Regions from separate parts of the Homo sapiens genome. Here region 1 is linked to region 2. A link is a loop called in an ENCODE intact Hi-C map of the cell type or tissue named here. Cell type or tissue: K562. All regions are shown on one strand. Links, peaks and the distances in the headings refer to the core of each region. The heading gives the core; the rest is flanking DNA.

Region 1 (8,333 bases), core at 99-8,098, 130 kb before region 2:
CCTCCTGGTCTCAATCAATCCTCCCACCTCAGTGCCCCTGTAACTGGGACTACACGTGTGCACCACTGTGTCCAGCTAATTTTTGTAGTAACGGGGTTTCACCATGTTGCCCAGGCTGGTCTTGAACTACTGGGCTCAAGTGATCCACCTGCCCAGCCTCCTAAAGTGCTGGGATTATAGGCGTGAGCCACTGCTCCAGGCCCCCATGCATCATGTCAAAATGATTATATCATAATTTTAGTTAAATTTGTATTCAGTGTTTACAGTTTTGTGACCATAAATACACTATTGTCAGCCTTGCCCAGCTGTATTCCATGATGGCTTTCCCTTTATTATAGAACTTCTTGTTTTCCCTAATATTAACAAAGTTTTTGTTTCTTGTTTGTTTGCCAAGTTTTCTATATTCTGGTTGCTAATGATTGTTCTCTATTGCTGCTGTAACAAATTACTACAAATTTAGTAGCTTAAACAGAACCCACTTCTTATCTCACAATTCTGTAGGTAAGAAGACTGAGTATAGTGTGTGTCTGCTGGGATCCGCCACTTAGAGTCTCACAAAGCAAAAATTAAGTTGTCAGCTGGGCTGCATTCCTTTCTGGAGGTCATGGAGCTGAATCTACCTTCAAGCTCATGGAAGTTATTGCTCAGATTTCATTTCTTTCTTTCTTTCTTTCTTTTTTTTTTTTTTTTTGAGATGGAGTCTTGCTCTGTCGCCCAGGCTGGAGTGCAGTGCAGCGATCTCAGCTTACTGTAACCTCCGCCTCCTGGGCTCAAGTGATTCTCCTGCCTCAGCCTCCTGGGTAGATGGGACTACAGGCATGTGCCACCACACCCGGCTAATTTTTGTACTTTTAGTAGAGAAGGGGTTTTGCCACATTGCCCAGGCTGGTCTCGAACTCCCGAGGTCAGATAATCTGCCTGCCTTGGCCTCCCAAAGTGCTAGGATTACAGACGTGAGCCACCGCGCACGGCCCTTCATGTTGTTTTAAAATGTGACACCATCCCTCCAATGTCCTGTAAACTGGTAGTTCAATCTAGAGGCCTGATTAGATTTCAGTTCAGTTTTTGGCAATCATATTTTATAGACAGGACTTGTATTTTCTATGGCGTCATCTCAGGAGGCACATAACATCTAATTGTTCCTCAATGATCTCTCCCAATCTGAAAATATACTTTCTTCAGTTCTGGAATAATTTTCATGAATTATTTCTTTGAATATTTTCTTCCTTCCTCTCCCCATTTTCTATATCTTCACTTTCCAGAACTCTAATTTTTCAGGTGTTTGACCTCTTGAAATGGCTTTCTAATTTTACTGTTTTTTTTTCTTTTTCTTTCCAATTTTTCATCTTTTTGTCTTTGTGTCTCTTTTCTGAATATTATCTTCCAACCTGTACTAAGTCATGCCTCTGTGCAGGAGATAGGAACAGAAACCACTCTAGGTATTGTAGGCAGAAAGGGATTGACTATAGGGAATTAGGTGGTTACAAATTCATGAGAAGAGCAGGAGTTGCAGAAGTCCAGGAGGCTTTTGTTTCAAAGTCACCATAGATGTGATTGAGAGGCCAGAGGTGCTGCTGCTACTCTTGCTCTGGTCACTGTAACTATCTGACACACATGAAGCTGGGGACTAGGCAGTGGATCAGGGAGTCTAGCCACTTTGATTTTGCTCAAAAGTAAACTTCAAAGATAAAGAGGGCTGTTGTTTGGCTTGAATGAGAAGTTGAAATTGCAAGGCAGTCTATGATATTTCAAGGTCTTTGCTATACATGCAACCAATTTTGGCTTTTCATTTTAATGGAACAAGGGCTGAGATCCTAACTCAGAGAGGTCTATAGGTTTAATCAGAAATAGAGCTCCTCAGTGGCTCATGTCTGTAATCCCAGCGCTTTGGGAGGCCGAGGTGGGTGGATCATCTGAGGTCAGGAGTTTGAGATCAGCCTGTCCAACATGGTGAAACCCCGTCTCTACTAAAAATACAAAAATTAGCTGGGCATGGTGGCCAGCGCCTGTAATCCCAGCTAGTCAGGAGGCTGAGGCAGGAGAATGGCTTGAACCCGGGAGGCGGAGGTTGCAGTGAGCCGAGATTATGCCATTGCACTCCAGCCTGGGCAACAGAGCGAGACTCGGTCTAAAAAAAAAAGATATTTTTTGGCATTTAATTTTAAGTAGGGAAATACCTGCTGTATTCATTTTAAAATAATGTATATTTATTACATAGTAATGTGTGGATATATTTTTATTGTAAGAAAACTAAAATATTAAAGATTAAAAACTAAAATTCCCTATGATCGCCACCTCCCAATGCCATTTCTCCTCCCCAGAAGTAACCACATATCAGTTATATATAGCAACATGTATTATCAGTGATGGTAGGTTAGGTTATGCTACAATAACCTACAATAACAACATCCTCAAAGTCTCAGTGTCTTATATTAATAAAAGTTTATGTCTTTTGTTTGTTTGTTTTTTTGTTGAGACAGGGTCTCACTCTGTCTCCCAGGCTGTAGTGCAGTGGCATGATCATGGCTCACCGTAGCCTCGACCTCCTGGGCTCAGGTGATCCTCTCATCTCAGCCTCCCAAGTAGCTGGGACTACAGATGTGTGCCACAAGGCCCAGCTAATTTTTTGTGGTTTTTGTGGAGACAGGGTTTTACCATGTTGCTCAGGCTGGTCTCGAACTCCCCAGCTCAAGCAATCCATCTGCCTCAGCCTCCCAGAGTGCTGGGATTACAGGCGTGAGCCACTGCGCCCAGCCTAAAAATTTATATCTTAATTGCATGTTTGTGATGGGTTGAATTCAGCTGTATCTCTGGACACAGCTGGAAGAAGCAGCTGGAACATGCTGATCTCATGGAATAAGGAAAAGAGAGAATGGGGGAGCCTCTTAAAGCTTCTGCTTGGATGTCTCACATGTCACTTCCACTCAAATTCCCTTGGCCAAAGCAAATCATATGGCTATGCCTGACTTACGTGGGGTGGGGATGTAGAATCCTTCCATAGGGCAAGTCGGTAAAATTCCATCCTTTTATAGTGTATGTAAAACTCTAGAAATAGATATAATTTTTATATAGTTTATTAGGGTACTGAATCTTATTTCTTCATGCAAAAATATGTCTTAGAGGTCTTTCCATATTATACAAATAGATCCATCTCTTTTTAATTTAATTTTTTAATTTTTTTAACCCCAGGGCAGAAGGCACCATCTCCTTTTTATTTTATTTTTATTTTTATTTTTCAGATGGAATCTCACTCTATCGCCCAGGCTGGAGTGTAGTGGCATGATCTCGGCTCACTGCAACCTCCGACTCCTGGGTTCAAGTGATTCTCCTGCCTCAGCCTCCCAAGTAGCTGGGATTACAGGCGCCCACCACCACGCCTGGCTTTTTTTTTTTTGTATTTTTAGTAGACATGGGGTTTCATCATGTTGGCCAGGCTGGTTTCAAACACCTGACCTCAAGTGATCCCCCAGCCTTGGACTCCCAAAGGGTTAGGATTACAGGCGTGAGCCACTGTGCCTGGCCAATTCTTCCATTTCTTATTTGAGAATGTCAAAGAATGCATCTCCAATCAGCCAGTGGAATATTGCATTTTATTTATTTGTTAATGGCTTGCAACCCATAAAATAATCCATACATTATATCAACATGAATGACCCAAATGTATTGGTTATTGCAGCTGGATGGCATGCATAGCCTAGGTCACAGGTGGATGGAAGACAGACAAAACCATTTTTACTCTCTGAATTCCTCCTCCACTACCCCATCACTGATGTTGTCTCCCTCCCAGCCATCTCCCTTATTTGAGGAGCAATGCATGGGGAATAGGTAGTGGGCGCTGCAGTGCATACTGTGGTGTGCCACCCAGACCCCCATCCCCAGGATGGGGCATTTATTCCCCCAGCTGCTGGGAGCATTGGCTGCTGGCAGCTCTCAGCTGAGTCCCTATGACTGTTCGAGGTGGACATTCCAAGGTCCTGTCCTCTTGCCATCCCAGCTCTATATTCCCCATGGCATTAGCCAAGGCCTCTGCTGAGGTTGCACTGCAGTTTGACTTTTCCTTTCCACAGATGTAATCCCGACAGCACTCTGCAATAGACTTCCTGACTTCAAATCTCCATATTGGAGTCTGATTCCTCGGGACCTGACTCACAACAGCCCACCACAGGCTCTGAAGTCAGACAGAACTGGGTTTCAGTCTTATCCCAAACACCAACTAGATATGTAATCCTAGAGATGATAAGTCCACTATACACCTTGTATGCCTCGGGTTTTTAATATCAACTGAATGTTGATAGTTTCTTGGAAACTGCAACTTTAAGTGAAATGATGTATGATGAAACCATTTTTTCCCTCATAATCATAATGGAAGGACATTACTTGAGGACGTGCTGCACATCATTTTGCTTAAAGTCGCAGTTTCCAAGAACCCATCGAAGAAGTTAAGTGAGGACTTACTATATACACTTCTTGCAGTTACTGTGAGGATGAAATAACACATGTAAAACACTGAGCACAGTATCTGGTACGTACTAGGTGCTCAAAACAAGTGCTAGCATGTTAGTAGTACTATTACATTAAAATGATAATCTTGGTAGAGTAATTAGATGATCCAGGACAGAGGAGATGGAGAGATTTTGCTAAAATTCATTCTCTCTTTTCCCCTCCTTGCCTGCATTTCCAGTGCCCTCACGCCCCGCTGAAACAGAAATAGACCTGTTGTGCTAACTTATTTCCGGAAGATGGCGCCAGCAGATAACGCTGCGGACGAGTCCCTTTGGTTTTCTTTTTCTTTTTCTTTTTCTTTTTCTTTTTTTTTGAGATGGAGTCTCGCTCTGTCGCCCAGGCTGGAGTGCAATGGCACGATCTCGGCTCACTGCAACCTCCGTCTCCCAGGTTTGAGGGATTCTCCTGCCTCAGCCCCCCAAGTAGCTGGGATTACAGTCATGTGCCACCACGCCTGGCTCATTTTTGTATTTTTAATAGGGGGGGGGTTCACCATGTTGGCCAGGCTGGTCTTGAACTCCTGGCCTCAAGTGATCCGCCTACCTCGGCCTCCCAAAGTGCTGGGATTACAGGTGTGAGCCACTACGCCTGGCCAGGAACAATTTTCACTATTCACAGATTACATATCAATTTCACATGTGTTATCTCATTTGATTCTCCTTCACCAACCATTTACCAAATGCTGATTATTCCATCTTTACTGTTTTATCCCTTCGCCAACAAATGCTTACTGAGCACTTACTCTAGCCAAAGAGCATCTTTAAATGCCTTCTCAAGCGCAATGACTAAGAAACAAAAAAGGAAATAGAATTCTAAGCCTCTGCTGGAGAGCTGGACTTTCCAGAGATGAATAAGACAAGTTCCAGCCACTGATTTCTTTCTGGTTCTGGGTTGATGTCAACTTGTGCTCTGGAAGGAGGCTGCTTTCATAAAGCAGAAGAAGCTTAATTCAAGTGAAACTGAGTCAGAAAGAAAGCAATTCCTTTGCAGGAGCAGCTAGGGTGCATCTCAGAGACTGTCTGCAGTACTTCCCAAGGGCTATTGATCTGAGAGCAGAGCATTCGGTCCTTGGACTGGTGAAAATTGCTGAGCAGGCAAAAGAAGAATAAAACCCGTAAAGGGAATGGAGAAAAGATGTTGAAGGGCTTCCGGGTAGGGAAGGTTAGCTGGACTGCATTCAGGAGCTCCAGACAGAAGTGACTCTGCAGTTCCTTGAGCTTCGCAGGCAGGCCTGCAAGCAAACCTGGAAACCACGAGACCAGGGCCTGGCGATCCATTTCTTTGGTGGGGACAGAGGTGCTCACCCTCAGCCTTCTCACGCTCACTCCAGAACTGTGACGGGGTGAGCTCACGTGACAATCACCTCAGCAGTGCAATTTTAGGGGTGTCAAGAAGGGCTCCTTCTATGGCTGAAATCTCTTTCAACAGTTACTGTCTGGTGCCCCAAATGCCACCACTGGTGTCCTTTATTTCTTTTCTTTTCTTTTCTTTTCTTTTCTTTTCTTTTTTTTTTTTTTTTTGAGGCAGGGTCCCACTCTGTCATCTAGACTGGAGTGCAGTGGCGCGATCTGGGCTCACTGCAACCTCTGCCTCCTGGGTTCAATCAATTCTCCAGCATCAGCCTCCTGAGCAGCTGGGACCACAGGTGCATGCCACCGTGCCAGGCTAAGTTTTATATATTTTTGTAGAGATGAGACTTCACCATGTTGGCCAGACTGGTCTCGAACTCCTGACCTCAAATGATCCTCCCGTCTCGGCCTCCCAAAGTGCTGAGATTACAGGCACGAGCCACTGCGCACAGCCCATTAGTGTCCTTTAATATGAATATTGCAAGAGTTAAAAACAGGACTTCTATAAAGAAATGTATAATTATATTGGCTTGGAGAAAATTCTGCAAGTGTACACATCAGTTGTTAACAGGGGTTATCGTGAGCCAGAAAGTGTGGAGTAAGTAAGGGAGATTAATGGAGGTCAGAAAAGGAAGAAGAAAAGGATAGATAAGAAAAAAAAATCACACTTAAAAAGGGTGCTCTTGATTAAAAGAATGTGTATTATTTGTTATGATTTATGAAAAAGGTTACTTCTATTGCCCATACGCGTTAAGACAGGCATGAAAGATGCCCAGTAAAATATTAACAGTAGTTATTATATGCTGATGAGATTTCAAAGAATGTTACTTTCTTCCTTATAACTTTATATATTTAAATTTTTATAGGGAGCATTTAAATCAGGAAAGTGGGAAAAAGCAAAATTAAGAACATTATTGCAAGCCAAATGAGAAAAGCAATAACAAAAAAATAACAAAAGTAAAACAAAATTTGAGCCATTCAAATTCTAACTTCTCTATTCCGTGGCTGTGGGACTCTAAAGAAATTACTTAACTTCTTTGATCCTCAGTTTCTTCCTCTTTAATTTTTAATTTATTTTATGAGATAGTGTATTAGGGTTCTCTAGAGGGACAGAACTAATAGGATAGATGTATATATGTAAGGGAGTTTATTATGGAATATTGACTCACACGAGTTTTGTTGAATGCATATGGAGTAGATTATAGAATCACAGGGGAACCAAACTCAGAGGTTGAGAAGCCAGGCATGGTGTCTCCATTCACATCAACAGAATTGGCCTGGGGACACTACTGGCCCTCTGGTTCCAGACAGCCAGTGCTGCCCGTAACCCCACTGGATTGTCATCTCTGGAACTGGATCTTACTCTCTCATCACACCTGCCAGAGAACAGTCTCTATATGAGTTTGAAAATCGAAGTCCATGGCAGATGCACCTGATGGGCAACGCCTAAGTCACAACACTGATGTCCTCCATGCAGGGAGGACATGGCATTTTCTGCTTCCTCTGCAGAATTGAACTCTGGGTTCCAAGGAGTTGAATGAAGTAGGTAATTCCCTTACACACAGAAAGTGGGTTCAGATGTAAAATTGTGAACTCTCAGTACTCAAGTTTCCCTGTCTGCAAAATGGAAATTATATTAGTACCTTTCTTAAAATATTATTCACAGGATTAAAAGAATTAATACATGTAAAATTCTTAGAATTATGTCATCCACATAATGATTTCATGAATACTAGATCTGATTTTTCAGTTATATGAACCTTTTGGCTTAAACCATTTGAGAGTTGGTTGTTACTTTTTTTCTACTTGCAACTTACAGTCCTGACTAATATGAAGACTAATGATACACAGGGTTGTAAAGCTGGAGTGAGGAAATCTATGTAAAGTTCTTGGTACATGGTGATATGGCTTGGCTGTGTCCCCACCCAAATCTCATCTTGAATTGTAGCTCCCGTAATTCCCACATGTTGTGGGAGGGACCCAGTGGGAAGTAATTGAATCATGCGGGTGGGTTTTTTCCATGCTGTTCTCATGATAGTGAATAAGTCTCATGAGATCTGATGGTTTTATAAAGGGGAGTTCCCTGCACATGCCCTCTTGCCTGCTACCATGTAAGACGTGACTTTGCTGCTCCTCATTTACCTTCTGCCATGATTGTGAGGCCTCCCTAGCCATGTGGAACTGTGAGTCAATTAAACCTCTTCCCTTTATAAATTATCCAGACTCTGGCATGTCTTTATTAGCATTGTGAGAACAAACTGATATACATGGGAAACTCTCAGTAAATAACATTAATATCTACTTATTACTGACATTAATACTCTCACTACTAATTAATGGTTTTTATGATCTTCTCTTATGTAATTGCTAACATCAAAGTTTTGCAAGAGGTACGTAAAAGGGCAATCTAAGGAGGGGTTTTGAGTATTTAGGGTTTACAAGAGGTACCAGGACATCAAAGAGAAAGAACACTGAGGAAGG
Region 2 (8,333 bases), core at 64-8,063:
GCATATCTCCTTCCGGAATCCTGGTCAATACTAAGGTAAGATGAAAAAACTGCGGGTTTGGGATAAGCAGGAAAAAAGAAGCAAACTCTCTTAGTGGCGGAACTTACTGAAGTTAAGCTTCGAGTCTGTATTGGTCAGGACTCTTGGTTGCAAGTGACAGAATCCCAACTCTGTTAGTGTGGTTAAAGGTTAAGCTGCTGTAACAAAGATGCCCAGCAGTGCAGTGACTTAAAGAAGACAAAAGTTTACTTCTTTTTCAACTGCGCTGCCAAGTTGTCAAGGCAGCTATGATCCAGGGGGCCACTCAGAGACCCAGGTTTCTTCATAGTGCACCCCATCATTCCTTAGGACAGTGGTTTCCAGAGTGGTCCTTGGACTGGCAGCTTCAACAGCACCTGGGAACTTGTTAGAAATGTCAATTCTCCAGCCCTATCCTGGGCCTAGCGAATCAGGAACTTTAGGTGTGGGGCCCAGCCATCTGTGTCTTTACAGGCCCTCCGAGTGATTCTGCAAGTTTGAGAATCACTGCACTGCCCCAGGATACTATTCCTGTCTGCACAGTGGAAGCTGGGGCACAGAGGGTTGCAGCCAATGGGAAGGGGAAAGAACTCGAAGCAGGCACACAAACTTGTAAGGCTCAGGTCAGGAAGTGGCACATGTCACTTCCCTTCATATTTTATTGGTAAAGATTGAGTCACATGGCCACACCTAGCTGCAAAGGAGACTGGGAAATGTAGTCTAGGCATGTGCTCAGATAGAAGGGAAATCATCTGAGTAGGAGAAAGAGGCAGTGGAAAGCTCTGTGAACTCAGCATTCTGGTCACTGGGACAGTATAAAATTTGAGATCATTTGTTTCATGACTTTGAACCATGACTATCTGTCCCATGGTAAAATTCCTATACTAGAGAAAGAAGGTAGTTTATCCACATTCTTGTCTAACACAAACATTTGACATTTCTTTATTGTGAAATATTTAAGACATTGTGGCAAAGACTGATGGATGTTTGTGATAGCACATGAAATGTAGATAGACTACATTTCCCAGCCTCCCTTGCAGTTGGGTGTGACCATGTGACTGAGTTTTAACCAATGAGACAAGAGCAGAAGTTCTGTGTGCAACTTCCTGGCTCCGGCTCTCCATGAATTGATTGTCTGGGCTTCCTCCCTGACCTAGTCAGGCCTTACTGGATGCAGATGATTGGGAGAAGGAGAGAGGAAGGAGGAGCCCTAGACGAAGGATCCTGAGTCCCTGTATCACCATGTAGGGGAGCCCACCAAGCAGAAGCACCCATAGGGAATGTTACGTAACACACATAGACTTTGTGCTTTGGCTAGTAAGCATTTTGGCAGTGACGTTCCAATGGCGCTGGTGGTAGTGGAAGTGGATGCAGGTGATAAAGGGGTACATTGTCTGTACAGAATTTTAAAACAGTAATGAAAAGGTCTAAAAGTCAATCTGCTTTTTATTATCACCACATGCCAGCAATTCTAAACATTAGTGTTAAAATATTCCTTCTCACCAGGGAGAAAACTCCCACTGTTAGAAGCATTTGAACCAGAGCGATTCCATCTTGAATAGGGGCTGGGTAAAATAAGGCTGAGACCTGCTGGGCTTCATTCTCAGATGGTTAAGGCATTCTAAGTCACAGGATGAGATAGGACGTTGGCACAAGATACAAGTCGTAAAGACCTTGCTGATAAAACAGGTTGCAATAAAGAAGCCGGCTAAAACCCACCAAAATCAAAATGGCCTCGAGAGTGACCGCTGGTCGTCCTCACTGCTAGACTCTCACCAGCGCCATGAGAGTTTACAAATGCCATGGCAACGTCAGGAAGTTACCCTATATGGTCTAAAAAGGGGAGGCATTAATAATCTATCCCTTGTTGAGCATATCATCAAGAAATAACCATAAAAATAGGCAACCAGCAGCCCTCGGGGCTGCTCTGTCTATGGAGCATTATTCCTTTGCTTTCTTAATAAATTCACTTTCACTTTATGGACTCGCCTTGAGTTCTTTCTTACGCGAGTTCCAAGATCCAGATCCCTCTCTTGGGGTCTGGACTGGGACCCCCTTCCTGTAACACTACCACCTCCCCTGGTCCCTTGGTATGCCACTGGATTTCGGGTTTATTTATTACTGGGATCTGGTTTACCCTAGCTAATAAAGACAGGCATAAAGGTATAAATAGCAATGACGAACATCCATATGTACAACATGTTTTTTAAGGAAAAAAACATTACAAATATGACTGTTGACATGAACATTTAAAATAAATTTAGATTTATTCTGGCAACTGCAGTCTGATACTTAAGCAATCTTCCTGACGTGGGGAAAAGACTCAGGGAGACTTTGCATTCCACAGATGCCACATCAGCCATCTGGAGTAGGCAGCGCAGCACCAGTTTCTGCCACCAGGTTCTGATTTAGCCGACTTCTTGATTGCAACCTGTCTTACCACAAGGTCTTTATGATCTGTATCTTGTGCTGACCTCCTATCTCATCCTGTGACTTAGAATCCTGTGACTTAGAGTAGCCATTCTTTATTCCTTTACTTTCTTAATAAACTCACTTTCACTTTATGGACTCACCCTGAGTTATTTCTTGTGCGAGCTCCAAGAACCCTCTCTTGGGGTCTGGATTGAGACCCGATCCAGAACATAAAGATCATCAGCCATCTGGAGTAAGCGGTGATACCACCAGGTTCTCCAACTCTGGGTTTTAGTCAGATGGCCACAGAGCAGGGGTCAAGAGAGGAAGGCAGGGGAGTGGGACTGCAGTGAGATGTCTCAGAGACTGAGAGAGGCAGGGGGGTTAGTGGACCTGGAGGGTGTGTCCTTGAGGTGAGTGGTAGTGAGGGGGTTGAGAGGGTAGAGGGAGTCAAGTCAGTCACCTGTGTCCCACCCCTGCTGGCTTCAGGGCAGGGGAGAAGCTGCTGAAGAGGTTCACGTTAGGTTATTGGCCATCCAACAGAGACTGGATGAAAAGACCTGGCCCAGCGAAGACGTTAAAACCTTTTTCATGAAAGCCAGTGGTGAGGGGGCATTGGGCAGTGGAGGTGTGACCAGAAAGGGGTCCTGATCCAGACCCCAAGAGAGTGTTCTTGGATCTCCTGCAAGAAAGAATTTAAGGCAAGTCCACAAAGAGAAAGCAAGTTTATTAAGAAAGTAAAGGAATAAAGAATGGCTACTCCATAGACAGAAGAGCCCTCAGGGCTGCCGGTTGCCCATTTTTAAGGTTATTTCTTGATGACATGCTAAACAAGAGGTGGATTATTCATGTGTCCCCTTTTTAGACCATAGAGTGTAACTTCCTGACATTGGCATGGCATTTGTAAACTCTCATGGCGCTGGTAGGAGTGTGGCAGTGAGGACTACCAGAGGTCACTCTCGTCGCCATCTTGGTTTTGGTGGGTTTTGGCCAGCTTCTGCAGCCTGTTTTATCAACAAGGTCTTTATGATCTGTATCTTGTGCCGACCTCCCATCTCATCCTGTGACTTAGAATGCCTCATCGTCTGGCAATGCAGCCCAGTAGGACTCAGCCTTATTTTACCCAGCCCCTACTCAAAATGGAGTTGCTCTGGTCTAACGCCTCTGACAAAGGGGCCATAGATAAAGACCAGGCCAGTGTGATGGGGCCACTTGCAACCAAGTTTGTCAGCCAACCTGGAGGTGATGAAGAGGACTTGGCCCCTACTTCTGCCCTTGGGTTCTCCCTGATGTCATAATTCATGTCAGTGGAAGTGAAAAAAGATGAATTCTTGAGAATCAGATGGCTGAGAATGCACCTCAGACCCTAGACCACATTTTAGCCATGGAGAGGCAGGTGGCCTTTTCGTTAGCACCTGACACATGGTGGCCATTGGTTGCCTCCCCTTTCCTAGGCAGAAAGTCGAGGGGTACCTCCCAGGGAGGCTGTTGGAGTTGCCCCTTGAAGACAGCCTCCTCCTGGCAGGTGGCCTCTCGGCTGTTCATGCATGGAAATGCCACAAGGAGGCAGCAGCACATCACTGCTGTCCTCCCCCGAGCTGGAGCTGTGTCTGATTTTAACGAGATGGGAGGTTTGTTAAAATAGATTTCTGGGCCCTACTCCCAGAGCTTCTGTAGGTCTGGGATGGGGCATTTCTAACAAGTCTCCAGGTGATGGCTGCTGCCTCTGGTCAGGTACAATGGATCTATCTGTTAGAAGTCAGGATAGTGATTATCTTGTGGGTAGTGAAGAGAGGGAGACCAAGGTGGATTTTGGAGGTGCAGGCAATGCATGGTCCTGCTGTTGACCCAGGTACTGATTGCATGGGTGTGCTCATTTGTGAAAACTGGACTAACTGAACACTTTTATTTGTATACTTTTTGTTTGTTTGTTTGTTTTGTTTTTTCTGAGACAGGGTCTCACTCTTGTCACCCAGGCTAGAAGCAGTGATGCAATCTCGGCTCACTGCAACCTCCGCCTCCTGGGCTCAAGCCATCCTCCCACCTCAGCCTCCAGTGTAGCTTGGACTACGGGCATGTGCCACCATGCCCGGCTGATTTTTGTATTTTTTGTAGAGGGGGTTTCACTACGTTACCCAGGCTGGTCTCGAACTCCTGAGCTCACGCGATCCACCCGCCTCAGCCTCCCAAAGTACTGGGATTACAGGCATGAGCCACCGTGCCTGGCCTTGTATACTTTTTATACTTCATTAAAAATTCAAGAAAGAAGAAAAAGCCAAGGAAAAGAGAAACAAAATGGAAAGAGAGGAGGAGAGAGGATGAGAGAGAGAGAGACAGAAGAGAGAAACGGTGAGAGAGAGAAACATAGAGAGATAGAAGAAAGAGAGAGGAACAGAGAGAGAGGGAGAGAGGCTGGGCTAGCCGCTGGTTCAGCTGGTTCTGACTTCCCATCCTGGATTGTGAGTGGTGATTCTATTCTTCAAGCCTCAGCTTCTCATCTGTAAAATGCAGATCACAGCAACCACCTCATTTTCAATAAGAGAAGGTATAGAAAGTGTGAAAGGAAAATGAAAACCCCAATTCACTCTGCCAAAAGGAAAAAACTAAGCTGAAAGTTGAGTCATGCAACAAGCTGCCTTTCCTTTGTTCGTAAGCAGAGAGCCACAGATAAAAGGCCAGGTATCTCCACGAGTAGCCACTCTGTGTTCACCTTATCTTATGTAAAGTTACAGAGCGTGAGACGAATACATAATCGAATACATAATTTCCCTACCTGCTCTTTTTCTCTTGCAATATGTGGATTTCCAGACCCTCCTTCTTTCCCCTCCAGCCTGCTTTCCCCTTTAAATACTGAAGCCCTCAAAGTCATCTTTAGAGAAAGGCACAGACCTCTCTACTGGGCGTGTCCTTAACCTTGGAAAAATAAATGTCTAAACTGATTGAGACCTGTCTCAGACACTTTCTGGTTTACAAAAGCATCAAGAACACAGTAGCTGCTCAATAAACAGTGAGACTGTAAGCTGCTCCCCTTAAGTGTGTGGGCTCCCCTGGGCGCCGTCGTTGTTCCTGGATCCCAGAGCAGGGCGTGGGAGGGCCTGGCTGTCTGTGTTTGCTAGATTCATTTTAATTGTAACTAGTTAGGATGGGGAGGACCACGGGTGTCCTGGCAGGCAGGAGGACCTCCTGGGGCCTGTTGATGCCCTTCACTAGGGAAACTTCTTCCTTACGGCTCTCGGCTGGAGGAGGATGGTGTGCCAAGGGCCCCAGGAACAGGCCCTGTGCCAGGTCCTTCAGCCACAGCTGGTAGCGGAGTCCTCTCCAGAAAGCATTCTGCCCCGGGACACTCAGCTTGCCCCGCAGACCCAGGCCAGCACTGAGGAAGTGAGTGCAGAAGCTTCCCATGGAGGAATGGCCAGGCCTGGGCACCTGTGGCCGTGAGAGCTTCAGAGAGGGTAAACCTGGTTTGCCCCTGTGACTTTGCCCCCGACACGTTTCCTCTTCTCCACAAACAAGAGGATTCCCAGTCTTTGCCTTCACAACACTTGCCAAGAATTGCAGGCAGGATGATAATAATAGCTTCAGTTGAAGAACATGGAGGAATTACCTTCCTAATACTCACAATACCCCTGCGGAGTGGATACTCACTATTTTTTTTTTTTTTGGCAGAGTCTTGCTCTGTTGCCCAGACTGGAGTGCAGTGGCATGATCTTGGCTCACTGCAACCTCCACCTCCTGGGTTCAAGTGATTCTCATGCCTCAGCCTTCCAAGTAGCTGGGATTACAGGTGCGTGCCACCACGCCTGGCTAATTTTTGTATTTTTAGTAGAGATGGGGTTTCACCTTGTTGGCCAGGCTGGTCTCGAACTCCCGACTTCAGGTGATCCGCCCGCCTCGGCCTCCCAAAGTGCTGGGATTACAGGCGTGCTCGCCACTGCACACAGCCGGGTACTCACTTTATACAGCCATCCTGTGGGGTGGGCACTACTATTTATTCCCATTTTACAGATCAAAAAACTAAAGCGCCAAGAGTTAGGATAACGGTTGCTAAAATTTATTTTATTTTATTTTATTTTGTTGCAGACTACCACAATTACTACTTGAGACTGTCACTATGACAGTTATTACTGTTACTACTTGAGGCCGTCATTACAGCAGTTACTACTGTTACTGCCTGAGACTTCATTACAGGACTGAACGAGGGGACGAATGTAGAAATGAAAACTTAAGACAAAAGAAACTGTTGTAAAGGAAAGGGCCAGGGGAAGAAGAAGAGAACTCCCTGCTTCTAGTGAGCAAAGGCAGTCCCTGAGCTTCCACAGCCCTTCCTATTTATTGGGTAGAATGAGCAGGGAGGAGGAGGTAATGACTGGTTAGCTGGTTGATTGATCACAGATTCATATTGTTACTAACAGGTTTCAATTAGGCCTAATCACAAGAAACACTATGCTTGGAGCGTGACTGCCCTCAGCATTCCTTCTGGATGGCAGAAACAGTTTGTCAGTTTGCCAACATTCTGCATTTATGAGAAATAGTCTGCTGCTTACTCATATAGCTTCCAGTGGTATACTGAGTTGATCATGACCCTCAATCTTTCGGCCTCCAATATTTATTTATTTATTTATTTATTTATTTAATGAGACAGAGTCTTGCTCTGTCCACCAGGCTGGAGTGCAGTGGTGCGATCTCGGCTCACTACAACCTCTGTCTCCCCGGTTCAAGCAATTCTCGTGCCTCAGCCTCCTGAGTAGCTGGGATTACAGGTGTGTGCTATCACACCCAGTTAATTTTTGTATTTTTAGTAGAGACGGGGTTTTGATGTGTTGGCCAGGCTGGTCTCGAACTCCTGACCTCAAGTGATCTGCCCGTCTTGGCCTCCCAAAGTGCTGGGATTACAGGTGTGAGCCACCGCGCCCGGCCCTAAGTTTTTTTGTAAATCACGTAACACTTTCAACAATCCTCTGTGTTGAGTATTGCCATTATCCCCATTTTAAAGAAGGGGAAACTGAGGCACAAGGAGGTTAAGTACTTTGCCTAAGATGACAGCACTAGGAAATAGCAGAGCCAGGATGCACACCTGGGCAGGTTGGCTGAGCCCACTCACTCTACCACTGCACAGTGGCGGCTCAGCTGTGAGGTCATGGGCCTGAGTCCCAGCTCCACGACTCCAGGGTAACTTGTTAATCACTCTGGGTCTCAGTTTACTCATCTCTAAACAGGGAGTATTAGTGGCACTTTCCTTTAGGAATGTCCCAAGGATGACGTGCAGTGGTGTGGACAGAGTGCGTGGCAGAGAGAGCCTTATGTATGGGAGTCCCTCGGTGCACATTCCTCATTCTTGTCCGTGTTCTCCCTGTTTTGGGGGATGTTATCAGAATTTTGCCTGGAAATGTGTTTAGGGTTTATCCTTGCAGAACCAGACCCATGGAAATTCTCAATCTGTGAGAGACCAACAGCCATTCTCAAGAGTCAGATAAACTCAGGTTGGACTAGCATCCCACCCCAGCTGCAGACCAGCTTTTAGACAGCTCGCTTTCCCGGGTGTTTCCTTATCCCTGAGCTGGAGTTAGTTATATTTGCCATGCAGGGGCTCTGTGAAGGTTACATGGCTCAAACTCAGCATGTGATTCTCAAACTAAGGTTTCTGGAGGGGGTGATACCTGAGATAAGTGTTGGGGGCTGGGCAGCAGGGGCCTCTGTGACCAGCAACCGTACCTGGGGTGGGTAATTTACAAACACTGTGTCTGGGAATTGCCCTCATTCTCAGAACCCTCCTGCCCTTCCTTGTCCTGCATCTCCCAGGCTCCCCTCTCTTCCACCTTCCCAGCAGGTTCGACTCATGGGAGGCATAACTGGAAACTGGGGGATAGCAGCAGGCAGAAGCCAGGGCAGGTCTCCCCACCTCC

What was found. Hi-C counts contacts between places; a loop is a spot of excess contacts. Peaks named below come from ENCODE experiments on the same cell type or tissue, not always from the same donor. Only the 100,000 strongest peaks of a DNase experiment are listed, where the experiment ranks them.
Region 1: it touches region 2 in a loop (4-fold over the local background); 92 of 110 quality-filtered maps call a loop at or near these places.

The regions. Positions count from the first base shown.
Region 1 is chr20:44,864,160-44,872,492 of GRCh38, reverse strand. No RefSeq gene overlaps it. Among named protein-coding and RNA genes, the nearest start is that of YWHAB, 17 kb to the left of the region's middle. In K562, for the core only: a CTCF peak has its summit at 4,739 (motif pointing right); a DNase peak (open chromatin) is centred at 4,692; H3K27me3 peaks cover 1,609 bases.
Region 2 is chr20:44,729,213-44,737,545 of GRCh38, reverse strand. KCNK15-AS1 (KCNK15 and WISP2 antisense RNA 1) reads left to right here. Exons shown (of 5, transcript NR_132377.1): 3 at 1-35. Among named protein-coding and RNA genes, the nearest start is that of KCNK15, 12 kb to the left of the region's middle. In K562, for the core only: a CTCF peak has its summit at 4,001 (motif pointing right); DNase peaks (open chromatin) are centred at 1,145 and 4,005; H3K27me3 peaks cover 2,067 bases.